Linked DNA regions of Mus musculus: region 1 is linked to region 2. The links are chromatin loops, found by intact Hi-C in ENCODE. Cell type or tissue: heart. All regions are shown on one strand. Links, peaks and the distances in the headings refer to the core of each region. The heading gives the core; the rest is flanking DNA.

Region 1 (8,341 bases), core at 145-8,144, 64 kb before region 2:
ACATAAATTGGTATTTTGCTAGACAGACATTTGTGTAGAAACACAGACTCTACTGCATTAGGGTTTCACAAACTGCTTGGTAACAGCAAACAAAGAACTAACACCCTTTTCCTTATTTCTCCAAGACTATTGGGACAGTGCTCCAGATGCACCTGACAGTTCTTTAATATATGTGTATACACACACACATACATACACACATACATATATTTATCTAGACAAGAGCTTTTAATACTAATTCATATTAAAAACTAAATAAATGCCTGTAAAATGTAAAGAATAGCTCAAATGAAACTGACCACACTGTCAATTTTTTTCCCCTGCTATATCACAGATTCTGATAGTAAACTTACTAAACTTTCTTTACACAATATGATTTGATTCCTAAAGATGCTTTCCTTTAGTATTATGGTCAATAAATTCTAAGTTATGCAAATAAAAAAATGAACATTTTATCCAAAACAGAGAAACATGCATAACCATTAAAATATTTCATTGGTGGCATAGGAGTTTCAGCTCTCTATTTGAAAGGTACTTCTTGAGTTTATCTAAATACTTTTACAATTATCCCCCCCAAATTTTTTTTTTGAAGCAGGGTTTCTTTCTAACAGCCTAGTTGTCCTGGAGCTCATAAACTACGGTGGCCTTGAACTCAGAGATACTCCTGCCTCTGCTTCTTGAGTACTGGGGCTAAAAAGTGTGCACCACTACCATCCAGCCTCCTATTTTTTTAATATGCCCAACCTCTTACTATTTTTATAGTTTTAAAAGCATATAAATAAACAATCAAGAGCTCAGTATACTAATTTATAGAACTTTTAGGCTTATAGTAACATATTTTACAATAACTTATTTGATTCAGTAGATATGACATCATAACTGCTAACATTTATAGTGACTAGCAAAGCACTTATCCCAAATATACTTCCCACATGTTTCAAGTTGAGATAAAATAGACTAAAAAGCCCAAAAATCTAGATGCCTACAGAGATTGAGAAAACATTCTCACTATTAACTAATTTCAGTACCTAGTTTTTAACACTGACAAGGCGTAAGATAAAGCACAGAAGGAGAAATACTCAAGTAGAGGCAGAACCTTAAACAGGCTCAGACTCCCAAGCTATAAGTTCCTTGATATAAGTCCAAATTCATAATATACAAAGAGTAACAGACTTGTTTTATAGATGTAAATTACAAACTTCTTTACCGAAATAAACAGTGTACTAGCAAAATACTTTCATTTTCTGTTACTCGTATTACATAGTCAGTTCAGAACCATGACACTTTTAAAAAGTCAGAATAGAGCATATGTCTTTTTCACTACTTTGTGTGTAAAACATAATAGTGTAACACAGTATTTTATAATTCTGTTTATACACTTATACACTTAGAGGTTGGTTGTTAAACAATCATTATTTACATTTGAGTACTATAGTGGACTACACTGACACTTCCCCATATAGAACATATCAAAGTAATTAGTTTTGTTCAAGGATGTAGCTCAGTTGTAGAACACTTGCCTAATGTTTGTGAAGCTTTAAATTCAATCCCCGGTACTGCAAAACAAAACAAAACAAAACACAGCTTTAGACTTAAAATCATACTAAAAGCATCAGAAGTACAATGTAAGATTTAACCTAAAAACAACAAGCAAACAGAGCTAATAGAAGCAAATTCTACATCTCAGCTCTCAAGAAAGAGATTTTGGATAAAAAAAGAGCTATATCACAACAACTGTTGTTCTGTTTTAATCTATAAAATTGATGAGATCAAATTTTACTCTTCAAATTAGGGGCTGAACCCAATTTTTAAAATAAGATAGAGCTTTCAATGCATTCTAATAGGCTTCTTAATGATGGCTAAACATGAAATACTTCAAGACTGAACTTACTTATTCTGCCTCTAAATAACTTTATCTTTCTTTTCTTTTCTTCTTTCTCCATTCCTAGCTGTCCTGGAACTCAATTTGTAGACCAGGCTGGCTTTACATTCAGAGATACACCTGTTTCTGCCTCCCCAAGTACTGGGACCAAAGGCTCACGCCACCATGTGGCTAACCTTATCTTTCTTATTACTGAAGTTCTTAGTTACTCTAATTATTCTGACTCTAAAAGGATACCATTGGGAAAGTTTTGGGTTCCACATGTATGTATGTATATTTTTATGTATGTATGTATGTATGTATGGTGCCACCGCATGGCAGTTGAGTCCTATAAATACGAAGGAAGTTCAGGGCAAGAGGACAGTTAGCAAGCTAAAGGTTAGCCTAGGCTACAGAGCAAGTTCCACCCTAGGCTGGGTCAAATGAGACCCTGAATCAAAAATATCAAAAAACTTCCAGCAGTGGTGGCACATGCCTTTTATCCCAGCACTCAGGAGGCAGAAGTAGGTGGATTTCTGTGAGTTCAAGGCCAGGATGGATTACACATAAAAAAAATAAATAAATAAATAAAAAAAAAACCCACAAAAAAATACAACAATCTCTGGTTTTCAAAAAGAAAAAACCATAGCGGAATCAATTTTGGTGGTTTATTTTATAAGTAAAATATCATTTTAACATGTAATCATGTAAAAACCTAAATATTAAAATGTTATAGAATATTCCATTAAGTCTTTGAAATGTAGTATACATTTTGCATTTAACAACACATTTCAAATTACACTAACTCCATTTTAAGTCCTTAACTGTCACATGTGGCTATCAAGTAGTAAAAGCAAATCTCGACTACAAATAATATAAAATAATACTCAAGATCTGATTTTTATTAGAAATTTTGAGGTACGAGTCACACACTTAAGGATTTAGAAATGGAATTAGAAATTAGAGATGTAATCAACAATTCTCACGAGACTGGGTACAAATCATCTTTAATTTCCAACTAGCTTTATTTTTAATCATAGACTTCCCTTTTCCATCTCTAGGAAATGAAATTTCAACCAGGTCCAACCAAAAATAAGCATGTACTTATTACAGCCTTGTTAAGCCAGGGATGGTGGTGCACACCTTTAGTCCCAGTGTTCATGAGGCAGAAACAGGTGTTCTCTTGAGTTCAATATTAGCCTTGTCTACATAGTGAGTTACAGGACAGTCAGGGCTACTTGTGAAGGGGAATCTTGTCTCAAAGAACAGAACAAAACAAAACAAAAAACAAAATAAACAAAACTTTTTACAAATTTATAGCATTTTTACCCATCACATAACGTACAGGCTCTAGTCTTAAAATATAAAATCCTAAGTGTAGAAAATAATGCCTCTGACAACTGGAAGGCAGCAAATTACAAACACAGAAACTAAATTAATGAAAACATGAACAAGAACGTCTTCTTGCATGTCATACTAACACAACAATAACTCATGGGGTAATTCAAAGGCTCCACTAATGAATTAGATTTCAATTCAATTCTCGAAGAATAAAAGCCTGTTTAATTATGGTACCTGTCTTCCCTAAACAAGACTAGAAAATATATTAAGTGTTTTGTCCTTCAAGCAATTTTCCAAACTCTGAATGTGGGAAACATGAATCACCAAATCAACAAAACAATGGTAATATTGGAAAATAGCCTTTAATAGGATAGAATAGTCTCTGGGTTTTCAAGAACTGACTGTGTTAGTAAACAATTTAAGTAAACAATTTAACATGGATATTGATGTCAGATCAGTGATGTAGTTTTTTAACCACATAAAAGGTAAAAACAGGAATCTACAAACTATTCTTAATGAGTCCAAGTCTTAGGCTGTGTATACAAGTTAACCACAAAGAGACTAGACCCACCAACTAGAACATTCGTTTCTTTCCTTCTGTCAAATAATATCACTTTAGTGTGCCATTATTAGCTTTCTCTGGTTAACTCCAAGTTTTTACTGGAACTTTAAAGCCTGACTACTAAAAATGACAGGAAGATTTGTAAAACACTTTTAACACTTTATTCGGGATATAAAGTCAACTCTAATTACAGTGGGTCAAGATGAGAAGAAATTCCTTAGGGTCCTAAGGTTAGGAGGACAGTGGGATTAAAAAGAACCGAGGTGGAGCTTAAACAAAAATCTAAACAGGTTGAGAATCACTGAATTTGAATACTTAATGTCTGTGATTACTTTAGACTATTTTGGTCTGAAGGCTGTGTCTGCCAGTATCTTAAAAACTCTGGTGATTTCAAGGATGGAAATGACAGCTACCCTTATCTCCTTCCTAACGACAGAAAAGTACAGCTGTTTCTCTTAGAAACAAAGATGCTTTCTACCATTCTCCTAAGATGGTGGAAGAGTCTCCTTATGAGGCTCCCCCAAGGAAAATAATAAGAAAGGGGGAAAGAAAACTATAGCAGAATTCCCTGGCTGTGCTTCATGCCATCGCTCCTAGTCACATCCCCTGGTCCAGCCATCTCCCTCCAGGGAGGTTAAGCCCTCCCTGGGCATTGTTTAGCCAGGGTCCCTATTTACAACACTCAGATCGCCTCCATCCCAGCGCTGTGGTCTCGGTAAGCCCAAGGGCTGAAAAGAAAACGCTAAGACAGGACCTGATCTCGGGGACCTTTTCGAAAGCCCCTCTTCCTACATGGGTTAAGCAAAGAAGGAAGCCGGCCTCTGTTCGGGTGGGATCCTCAGTGGTCAGAGGCGTCCCTTCAGCCGGTGCTGGAGAAAGGTGGCCATCTGAGCGTTTCGCTTCGCATCAAAAAGCCCTACCAGAGCGAGGGGCCTCTCTGTCGTGTCAGGTGCGGCCCGCGACTCCCAACCCTCGGGGTACCGGCGGCCACCGTGCACAGGCCGCCGGGCAGAGACAGCTCCCCGCCCCACCTCTGAGGACCCGGCAGCCGGGCCAGGGCCCCAGCCGCATCTTGCCCGCCCCCGCCCTACCTGAGGGGCCCGGGCGGGGTCGCTAAGGGCCGCTCCCGGGGGCCCCGCGACGGCGCGGCTCGGCGACGGAGGCGCCTCGTCTCGCCGGGGCAGAGCTCGGCGGCGGTTTCAGGGCCTCAAACTCCATCGGGAGCTACAGGGACAGCCCCGTTGGCGGCGGCGAAGGCCGCGACGGGGCCTCCTCCTCCTCCCTCCCTCCGCCTCCTCCTCCTCCTTCTCCTCCTCCTCCTCACCACGGAGGCGGACCTGGAGGGATCCCGATTTAGCTCTCGCGAGAAGATACTGTTCACTTCACGCGAGATTACGCAAGCCCGGGAGTTGGGGCAGAAGGGAAGCGTAGTGGCCCGGCCACCAGAACTGCGCATCAGTTTCCCTCTGAAGAAGAAAGCCACCCTCGTCACATGACAAAGGAACCCCAGAGTACTGTGGGAGATGATGCGAGGACTAGGCAAGACGAAGGGCCTTATGGGAAACTCCCTGCACATCTAAGCCTTGACCAGGAGGCTTGCAAGATTGAGCCAACGTTAAATTTATCATCCATAGAGCAGAACCTGCTTCATCTATGTTACAGTCTACTTTACTCTCTTTGTAGTGAGATACTAACCAGATTAGCAAATAATTCTCCAGTTTACAAAAACCAGGACCAAAGTGAAAACGTTTGGCAAACCCACCTACCTCATCTAAAATCCCAGATGCCTCAAAAGTGAGAAGGATCAAATTTTACAAGTTTTGGAATTATAACTCAATATTTGTTAGAGGACTTATGGCAACCTGTAAGGTAGGAATTATGAAGAAAGACTGAAAATAAGGATGAGAAAAGCAACAATTATAAACAAATATGCCAGGCTGTATGATAACTGATATTTTAAAAGCATTTTAGTTTTATAGTTAATTTATCAAAGTAATCCTAAAAGGTTAATATTGTGAATCTATGCTAATGATGTGCAACTGAATGTGAAACAAAATGTTCAGCAACATCCATGATAATAATCTGTATGTAAGTTAGAATATGGAAATTTCTCTAATGAAGCTTTAAATATACATGAGTTATAATCCAGATGTGGGGCTGGCGAGATGGCTCAGTGGTTAAAAGCACCGACTGTTCTTCTGAAGTTCCTGAATTCAAATCCCAGCAACCACACCGTGGCTCACATCTGATGCCCTCTTCTGGAGTGTCTGAAGACAGCTACAGTGTACTTACATATAATAAATAAATAAATCTTTAAAAAAAAATGCAGATGTGATGGTGCATCCCTGTGAACCCAGCAATTGAAAGGTCCAGGCAGAATCATAGACTGAACTGCTTACAACTGCAGCTCCAGTGACACAAAGCTTCTGGCAAGTGTGACAAGATCGGCTTTTTAGTTTTTGCATTTTGTTTTTTTTTGTGAAAGATCCATTGGCCCCACCTGTTTGTTGTTTGTTTTGTTTTCTGGTGCCTTGGCTAGCCTGTAACTAGCTCTGTAGACCAGGCTGGCCTCAAACGCAGAGATCTGACTGCTTCCCAAGTGCTGGGATTAAAGGCATGTACCACCACCTGGCAGCCCCACCAGCTATACATTAATAACTCATTATTCATAATTTCATCCAATTATGTTAATCAAAAAAGAAAGTTTCCCAACAATCAGGTGTACATTTTGGTATTTTCTTTTTGTTTTTGTTTCAAGACAGGGTTTCTTGTGTAGCCCTGGCTTTCCTGGAACTCACTCTGCCTCTGGAGTGCTGGGCTCAAAGGTGTGCACCATCACCACCTGGCACATTTCTGTTCTTTTCAACTGGACAGTGATGAGTAATTTTATATATACATGTTCCCTAACCTACTGTGTGTGCATTTTCCATTCTACTTCCATTTGATATTTTTCCATTTCACACAGGAAACATTCCCCAAACATGGAAAACCACATTAAAAGTTAACAATCACACCTTCCTTTCCCTATTATGTTTTTTAGACAGGGCTCAAAAACCTGTATAGTCTTGGCTGTCCTGGAATCACTCTATAGACCAGGCTGGCCTTGATCCTTGATATCTGCACGACCCAGCTTTCCCTATCATTTTTTAATCACTGGCATTTTTCCAAATTAATTTCAAAAACTTAACAATTGTTTGTCTACCTCCATTAAAATACAAGCCCTATGACAGTTGGTAATCTGTTTATCTACCTTTTAGTACATATATAAACCAGTAGGTAGGTTCTTTTTTTTTTTTAAGATTTATTTATTATTATAAGTACACTGTACCTGTCTTCAGATGCACCAGAAGAGGGCGTCAGATCTCATTATGGATGGTTGTGAGCCACTATGTGGTTGCTAGGATTTGAACTCAGGACCTTTGGAAGAGCAGTCCATGCTCTTAACCACTGAGCCATCTCTCCAGCCCCAGTAGGTAGTTCTACTTTTCACTGTCCAGTTGAAAATAACAGAAATGTGCCAGGTGGTGGTACATTAAACAGGCAGGAGAGAGTGAGTCTTTGGGCTTCATAGATTACCAGGTGGTTAATGTAGCTGACTACTCTTGCACAGCAACTGAGTGCAGTTCCCAGCTCACAGCTGCCTTCACTGCAGCTCCAGGAGGGGATCCAAAGCTGCTAGCAAGCATATGCCCACACATACACATAACTAAAAATATAATAATAAATCTTATGTACACATAACCCCACACACATAATTTTAAAAAACATTATTACTAAAGAGAAAATGATTCCTTTAAAATTCATAGAAATACACAAGCCCAAAGTTCTCCATTCCCACCTCCGGTTTATTGTTTCATACAAACATAATTACATCCAATGAAAAGAGGAAAGGATTTTCTCTACAACAAAGTAACAACCTTTTCAAGATCTTTTACACATTTAAATGCAGTACATACTAGGTTCAACCCAAATATACTGCTTTTTCTGACATAAACAAACAGCTAAAAGTATTTAAAATGAATAAATGCTACACTTTACTTTGTCATACCTTCATATCTTTACAGATTCTACTTTGCTGAATTTTTCAGAAATGTCATGCAAGCGGATGCTCTCCCAGGAATGTTTTTGTTTTGTTTTACTTTTTTATTTTGTTTTCCTTAAAACAATGTCTCCTGTATATGAGGCTGGCCTAAAACTTAGCTATATATAAGAAAGGCTGGCCCTGAACTGAATCTCTTGCCTCTATCTCCCAAGTGCTAGAATTATAGGCATGTGCACTTTGCCCAGCTCCTAGGATCAATTTGTCCACGTAATGGAAATAAATAATATAAATAACAACCACATTATAAAACACCCTCCCCACAAGCAAAACTTTCAAAGTGCTCACAAATTTTGATTTTACAACAATCTTACAAGGCACGAATAAAACTTAAAACACATTCAAAATGTTCTGAACACCCAGTATAGTACATACCACTTCCCCCAAGAACTCACTGTTTACTCCACCCATCCCTAACCCTCCCTTCCAAAAATCAATTCAGGAAGCAAAAATAAGAGAAGCACTTCAGTCACAAACT
Region 2 (8,341 bases), core at 188-8,187:
TGGTGCATTCTGGAGGGTCCCCCCAACCTCCTATTTCCTGAGGTTGCCTGCTTCAATTCTTTCTTCTGGCCCTCAGGGCTTCAGTCATTTTTCCTCACCCAATACCAGATCTGACTTAAAAGTCTATGTCTTTTTATTGGGAGAATGGAGTCTGTTGATGTTAAGAGATAGTAAGGAAAATGATTGTTCCTTTCTGCTCTTTTCGTTGTTAGAGGTAGAATTATGTTTGTGTGGCTATTATCTTTGGGGCTTTTTGAAAGAAGATTACTTCTTGCTTTTTCTAGGGAGTAATTTCCCTCCTTATGTTGGAGTTTTCTACCTATTATCCTTTGTAGCGCTGGATTTGTGGAAAGATATTCTGTAAATTTGGGTTTGTCATGTAATATCTTAGTTTCTCCATCTATGGTAATTGAGAGTTTCACTGGGTATAGTAGCCTGGGCTGGCATTTGTGTTCTCTTAGGGTCTGTATGACATCTGTCCAGGATTTTCTGGGTTTCAGAGTCTGGTGAGAAGTCTGGTGTAATTCTGATAGGTCTGCCTTTATATGGTACTTAACATTTTCCCCTTATTGCTTTTAATATTCTTTTTTTGTTTTGTGCATTTGTTGTTCTGATTATTATGTATCGGGAGGAATTTCTTTTCTGGTCCAGTCTATTTGGAGTTCTTTAGGCTTCTTGTATGTTCATGGGCATCTCTTTCTTTAGGTTAGGGAAGTTTTCTTCTATAATTTTGTTGAAGATATTTACTGGCCCTTTATGTTGGGAATTTTCATTCTCTTCTTATTATCTTTAGGTTTGGTCTTCTCATTGTTTCCTGGATTTCCTGGATGTTTTGGGTTAGGAGTTTTTTGCATTTTGTATTTTCTTTGATTGTTGTGTCACTGTTTTCTATGGTATCTTCTGCACCTGAGATTCTCTCTTCCATCTCTTGTATTCTGTTGGTGATGTTTATGTCTATGACTCCTAATCTCTTTCCTAGGTTTTCTGTCTCCAAGCTTGTATCCCTTTGTGATTTCTTTATTGTTTGTATTTCCATCTTTAGATTCTGGATGGTTTTGTTCAAAGTCTAGCTTCCTCCTGATTCTGTGATCTGGGGCATTTCAGAGCACCTGGGAGTTGGGTCCCTCTGGGTGTTGTAAGAGTGGGTGCAGAGCCAGTACCCCAGGTCTGCTCCAGGTGCAGGTTCAGACCAGAAGGAACCCGTGCCACTGGGCTGACTAGGGTTCCTATGTCCCTGGATCCTGTGGGACCAGTTACTCTGGGTATTGGGACAGATGTTGTGGTCTCTTCACCTGTTATCCTAGGCATTTTAGAGCACCTGGGAGTCAACCTTTCTCCAGGTTTAGGTTTCTAATATTAACTATTTCTGTTATTTTTTTTAAAAAATCCCTCTTTGATGGTTTTAATTTAGAAATCTAACAAATTAGGTAATTTTAACTGAAAAAAAAAAAAAAACTCTAAGGGAAAGACAAGTGATTACCTTCTCCCAAGTAAGTAAACATCTAACCCTAATAAAGTACTTCCTATTTATTTTTATATATTTATTATGATTGCATGTTTTTGTACATGATACAGGGAGTAGGGGTATACAATTCAGTTAACAACTTGGCATTGGTCCTCTCCTTCTACCCTATGGAGTTTCGGGAATCCAGGTCTAGTCACCAGACTTGCTCAGAAAGCCTTCACTTGCTGCATTATCTCATTGAACCCGAAAAGGACTCTGTATAAAGTGCAGACCTCCTCAGTGGCAGCCTGCATGAGTTTCTACCATTGCCCAGATTAAGAGAGAGAGCATGTCTAGCATTCAAGAGTGATCCCTTTTGTTACACACACACACACACACACACACACACACACACACCCAGACACAAAAACAACTGCTGTTCTGAACTGTATCCTTAAAAGTTGATTTTGCTTGTTTCATGTAAAAGAAGTCTAGCAGCAAATGCTTTTGTGAGTCACTGGCCACTGGAGGGAGAGTGTTTCTGTCTTACTGATAACAGCCAATTTCCTGACATCTCTGCTTATAGGTGAGCCGGATACTTTACAGTTTTGCCACCGCCTTCCGCCGCTCTGCCAAGCAGACCCCACTCTCAGCCACAGCTGCACCACAGACTCCTGACAGCGACATCTTTACCTTCTCTGTGTCTTTAGAAATAAAAGAAGATGATGGTAAAGGTTATTTTAGGTAGGCCATCTCAAATTATTTATTTTGCTTAATTTTAGTATACTATTATTTGTGGTACAGAAGAAACTAGGTCAGACTAGATATATTTGATACTTAAAATGATTACTTCTACAGGGAATACGTTTATGCAGTAATAAAGGGAGAAAAGAAAGATTTACTTTAATTTTTTTCTTTTTGTTTTTAGAGACAGGTTTTTCTTGTAGCCCAGTCTGACCTCGAACGCACAGAGATCCACCTGCCTCTTCCTCCCATATGCTAAGATTAAAGACATGTGCCACCACTGCCTGGCTACAGTGTTAATGTTTAAAGCATTAGAAAAGTTCATCTTATGACTATCTTTTATTTTAAGTCAGAATGGTTGACTGACAGCTGATAAAAATTAGGACTCAAGGTGGCCAAAGTTAGGTAGACTACATTTATAGCGATATTGGTATCTTAGTTAGGGTTACAATTGCTGTGGTGGAAGTCAAAACAGGAACTCAAACAAGGCCAAAACCTGAAAGCAGAAGCTGATGCAGAGGCCATGGAAGGGTGCTGCTTACTGGCTTGTTCCTCATGTTTACCCAGCCTGCTTTCTAAATAGAACCCGGGACTACCAGCCCTGGGATGACACCACCCACAATGGACTGTACCTTTTTCCATAAATCACTAAAGAAAATATCCTACAAGCTTGCCTACAGCAGATTTTATGGAGCCATTGTCTTAACTGAGGTTTCCTTATACAGCTTCAACTCATGTCAAGTTGGCATGAAACTGTCCAGCACAATTTGTCTTGCTTTTTTTGTTAGTTTGGTTGTCTGATTTTTATTTAAAGAGCTTTTTGACATCCAGTTTTACCATTAAAGTTTGTCTAAACACATAAAAAGGGAAATAATGGGCTTTGTCCCAAGTCGAGCCTTCTATATACAGTTAAAAAAAAAAAAACCCTACGATTGGTGTTCATCTCTCATTATTTCATTTTACTAATTCACTCATTTATCCTTTGAAACTGGAAATCATTGTGTAGCTTAGAACTCAGAATATAAGCTAACACTTGGGAGGCAGAAGCAGGAGGATGGCTGAGTTTGAGGCCAGCCTAACAGCCAGGTCTACAGAGTGACTTCAGGGCAGTCAGGGCTAATCAGAGAAAGCTTGTCTGAAAAACCAATGGGGATCAAAAAACAATAGCAACACCAGCAACAAAATCACCTCAGAATGAAGCTCCAGCCGGCCACAGATTCACAGTAGCCCTCCAGTCTTAGCTTCCCAGCCGCTGATAGTATAGGTCTGAGCTGCCATGCCTGGCTGGTTTGGTTTTTTAAGTGAAATATTTCTTTGAATAATAGGAAGGACCCTGAAATAAACATTAAAACTTTTGTTTAATTGTTGCTAATTTTAACAGTGTGGCCATTTTGAAGTTCCTTTACCTCTCCAGTCTATAATTCCCTTATTTGTAAGATGCAGTGGCTACACACAAATCCTTTGTGTCTAAATGTTTGCAAGATGACTGGATTTTTTCCCATATAGCTCATATCATAAAATGAGTGGTCATAATTAATAATCATATGTACATATGTCTTCCTCATAACATGGGCAAAATCAAATTATGAGAAAATATATGATCTCTAAAAATCACTTTCCAGTAAAAAAAATAGTAGCTGACTAGTTTTGTCTGAAACTAGTGTCTGTTTGGAATTGCAGTGCCACCTGGTGGCCAGTTTTATTATTAGAAAAAAGAAATCAGTCTTACATTGTTATAATTATTACCAAGCAACTTGTAAAAATTTACCCCTGAGAAACTTTCAAAATGATTGGTTCAGGTTGGTTGCCTGGCTGTTTACTTGCCTGCTTGATTAATTGATTTGGTCTCATTTAACGTTACAAGCAACTCAACCAGATAGAATTGTGCCTCAGCTTCCCAAGTCTTGATCATCTTTCTTTAAGGTATACAGTGAGGATTAAATGTAAAGGTAACATAGCTAACAGGACAAGAAGTACAAATTGGCCCCCAATGTTCAATAGAGTGAATTCCCACTGGTTACACTTTCCATTTTGCTTCCAATTAATGCAGACCAAATAGTTCTGCGTCAGGTGACTTTACTGAGTTTGTATTGTTATTTGGCACTGAAGATTGAACCCAAGGCATATTTGGCAAGCACTGAGTTGTATTGTTCAACTCAGAAGTTGAACCCAAGGCAACTTCTGAGTTGTAATTTACTCAGCTCATTGCTGTTTCAAACTGCTGAGAGAGTTATGTTTACTTATACTTAACTATCCTTAGACTATAAAAGACTAAGTTAGGGGCTGGAGAGACAGCTCTGAGGCTTAAAACCTCTGCCTCTCCAAAAGTCTGTGTTCAATTTACAGTAGCCACATGGTGGCTCACAACCTTCCATAATGAGACCTGGTACCCTCTTCTGACATGGAAGCATACATACAGGCAGAACACTATATACATAGTAAATATTTTTTAAAATGAGAGGGACTAAGGTACATAAGGACAGATGAAAATGAGGCCTGTTTGCCAGAAATACTTAACAGTTTGGAGTATGAAATTTTTCTTTGAACATGTTTATCATTTGAAGATTCCTTTGCTAGAATTCTTTGCTTTGTAATAAAAGTATTAGAGAATATTAGATTGGCAACTAACACAAATGCACAGCACATCAAGGGAGTATCTAAGTGATAAATACTTAACAGTGTTCAGCTACTCATTATTTTATCTACCAATAGTCCCATTGGTGTTAAGTTAGTGTTTTACAGTGATAAGAGTTCCTGCATCATGGCTGGTCACCTCTGTCACTGTTACCTTTGAAAAAAGTGCCCCTAGAGCTAGAGAATAGATGGTACATTTGGTGATTAATTTTGTAAAGTGGCTTTTTCATCTTTATTAAGCTGGTATTTATTAGCTCCTTTCCTTGTTTTAATAATAACAACATTAGTATTAATAACACAAGGTCAGCACTACCTAAGATTAGTAACTTGTCATGGCTAGGCAATAAGATTAGTAACTTGTCATGGCTAGGCAATAAGAAATTGGTCACATTTTTTTCATCCTGTTATTCACATTCAGTTCTAGTTTCTTTCTTGCTATTACTTGTAAACCAGAGGAAAGAATCAGAAATTTAAGGTCTTTGTTACCACTGTATCTGACAAGATAATTGTTAGCAACATTAATGAAATATGCTGGCCTTCTTACAGTGCTGTTCCCAAAGACAAGGACAGGCAATGCTTTAAACTTCGACAAGGAATTGATAAGAAGATTGTTATCTGTGTGCAGCAAACAGCTAACAAAGAACTTGCCATTGAAAGGTAAACATATTTTTTTATGTTTAGTGTAAATATGAGTTTTGTTTTTTAATCTGTCTAGTAGAGTAGTCATACACTTTATTAGAATTTTACTTACAGAGTATATTGACTCTTGGTAATTATTTTGTGCTTTTTGCAGTGTTTCTTACTCTCAAAATCACTCTGATAAATCTTTAGTTATTACTGCTGATCTCTAGTATGTGATAATAAAAGAAAAAAATTGCTTAGCTCAGGTAAAGATGATTATGATGACAATATTGGTTTAAGTTATATTCTTAGTTTTATTACAAGTTTATGTCAGTTCTCTCTCTCTCTCTCTTTTTTTTTTTTTTAAACAGGTGCTTTGGTCTTCTCCTTAGCCCAGGAAAAGATGTCCGAAACAGTGATATGCACTTGCTGGATTTGGTGAGATTTTGTTGTTGTTGTTGTTGTGGGCTCTTTTGGTTGTGGTTGGTTTTTATTAGAAATCTATAAACTACTTCTATCTTGTTTGTCTATTGATTTACCTTATCACATTAGACTCAAAACATGTCTTATATATAAACACTTATATAAAAGTGTTTGTGTAAGCAACAAAGCAATGCACAAAGGGACATGGGAGTTACAAGTCTGACCTTGAATGTGTAGGTCAGCCTTGGTGTCTTGACCTGTGTAGTGGGAATAATATTTTTTGTCTACTTATGAGGTAGGATTGATGTAAGAATCAAACTGTCAGATCCTTTACTTTACACGTAGGGACTAGGCACAGTGGCACATACACTTGGGACGCAGAGGCAGGCAGATCTCTGAGTTTGAGGCTAGCTTGGTCTGTACAGAGTGAGTTCCAGGACAGCCAGAGCTATACAGAGAAACCCTGACTCAAAATCAAAACAAAACACCACCACCAACAACAAAAGAACCCAAGTAGGAGTAATTGTAGCATAAGCCTATAAGATCCCTTGGGAGGTAGGGGCAATCACACAAGACCTTATTTAAAATAAAATAAAATAAAATAAAATAAAATAAAATAAAAAATGAAAATAGTCGGGCGTGGTGGTGCACACCTTTAATCCCAGCACTTGGGAGGCAGAGGCAGGGGGATTTCTGAGTTCGAGGCCAGCCTGGTCTATAAAGTGAGTTCCAGGACAGCCAGGGCTATACAGAGAAACCCTGTCTCGAAAAACCAAAAAAGAAAAAAAAAAAAAAAAAAGAAAGAAAGAAAATAGTAGGAGGTATTATTTTTGCAAGTATATGAAAGTCATTATTTATAAAACTAAAAGTTATAAATTTCACCAATGCTTTATGTACATTTATCTTACATATAACTTTAGAACCAGTTATGCAAGTAATTGATGTGCTAATCTTAACTGAAATCATTCAAGTGCTCCTCTCTCTGCCTTTAAACAATCTCTGATACTTGAGCATCTTTACTCAAGGCTACATACATCAGTGACGTCTCTGTTTCACACACTGTTCAGTAGAAGGCTGTTTTGTTGTCTTTTGAGTTTCAACATAAATTACTAAGCAAGATGCCACATGAAAAGCTGTCTACACTATGAATGATATCCCTTATATCAGAGCAATTTATCCCTTATATTAGAGTACATGCCTTCTATACTGGAGAATCAATAAATCTAATCAACTATAGCGGCTGTGTTTATTTGGCTGTTGACAGTGTTCATGTCCAGAAGAAAAAACACGGAAAGAGTTGAATACTAAACACTATACATTATTTCATCTTAGAATCATTATTAATAGCATAGGAGTCAGAAACTAGCCTTGAATCATGTCCTCCACTAATCAAATTTTGTACTTCAGTTGCTAATATGAAAATTAGGTTTATTTATTTCAGATCATCAAGATAAAAATGAATATAAGGTTTTAGAGGGCCATTCAGATTTCATTAATGGTTTGCTGTTTCATCCCAGAGAAGGCCAAGCAATTGCAAGTGTGAGTAATTACTGTATCTGCAGTGATGAACTTGGAAGGAAGACAAACAACTCATTGTATTCTCTCCTCTGGAATGAGAGTGCTGGCATCCTGAGAGGAGACTTTTAAGTTGATGGTTGCAGAGGCAAATGCAATGGTCTGGTTTTATGCTTTTGCAGCAGAATTTATCCCTTATATCAGAGCACTGGTGCTTCATAAACACCGTCAAAGTTGCTGTTATAGGAAGCAGTTGTTTAATTTGGGATACAACGTGGTCAGTTAGACTTTTCACATGGACCCAGTCTAGTTAGTCATTGTCAGGTGATCTGCAATTACTAGAACTTGGTTGCAACCACTGGTCATCATTGATTATGAGACACTGTCATCCCCTTCTTTCCTAGCAAAGAACAGTAGTTGTTGTGGGTAACATGAAACTTAAAGTCTTTGCTGCAGTGTAGATTCCTGTAGACTTCCATCTTAGGTAGGTAGGTAGGTAGGTAGGTAGATAGTGTTATTATATACACTATAAACTTGAAAAACTCAGTACAATCCTTATTAACGTTGTGTGTTCTGAAATCCTAGTTTTGAAAAGCCTCAAGATGAGGGTGAGCTGCCTTTAGCATTAAGGTTTATGTTTACTCTTCCTTAGGAGTCTATGGGCAAAAGTTCAGATGGAAAATCATATGTTATTACTGGAAGCTGGAACCCGAAATCCCCACATTTTCAAGTTGTGAATGAAGAAACTCCTAAAGGTAGTACAGAATATTTTTAGGCCTTATTCATTCTTATTTTACATGTATGGATGTTTTGGCTACATGTATGTCTGTACAGCACCTTCATGCCTGGTACCAGTAGAGGTCAGAAGAGAGGGTCAAATCTCTTGAAACTGCAGTAACAGATAATTATGCTACAGTGTGGGTGCTGGGAGTTAAACTTGGGTCCTCCAAAAGAGCAAGT

The links. Peaks named below come from ENCODE experiments on the same cell type or tissue, not always from the same donor. Only the 100,000 strongest peaks of a DNase experiment are listed, where the experiment ranks them.
Region 1: it touches region 2 in a loop (2.7-fold over the local background); 6 of 42 quality-filtered maps call a loop at or near these places.

Annotation. Positions count from the first base shown.
Region 1 is chr2:37,417,912-37,426,252 of GRCm38, forward strand. Rc3h2 (ring finger and CCCH-type zinc finger domains 2) reads right to left here and starts at 4,992. Exons shown (of 22, transcript NM_001100591.1): 1 at 4,856-4,992; 2 at 1,521-1,556. Zbtb6 (zinc finger and BTB domain containing 6) reads right to left here. Exons shown (of 2, transcript NM_146253.5): 2 at 7,589-8,341. In heart, for the core only: no CTCF peak of the experiment used is centred there; a DNase peak (open chromatin) is centred at 5,130; H3K4me3 peaks cover 1,938 bases; H3K27ac peaks cover 1,688 bases.
Region 2 is chr2:37,481,698-37,490,038 of GRCm38, forward strand. It overlaps Rabgap1 (RAB GTPase activating protein 1), which reads left to right. Exons shown (of 26, transcript NM_146121.2): 6 at 2,031-2,188; 7 at 5,369-5,479; 8 at 5,815-5,881; 9 at 8,034-8,136. It also overlaps the pseudogene Gm17893. Among named protein-coding and RNA genes, the nearest start is that of Gpr21, 31 kb to the right of the region's middle. In heart, for the core only: CTCF peaks have their summits at 3,882 (motif pointing left) and 4,086; no DNase peak of the experiment used is centred there.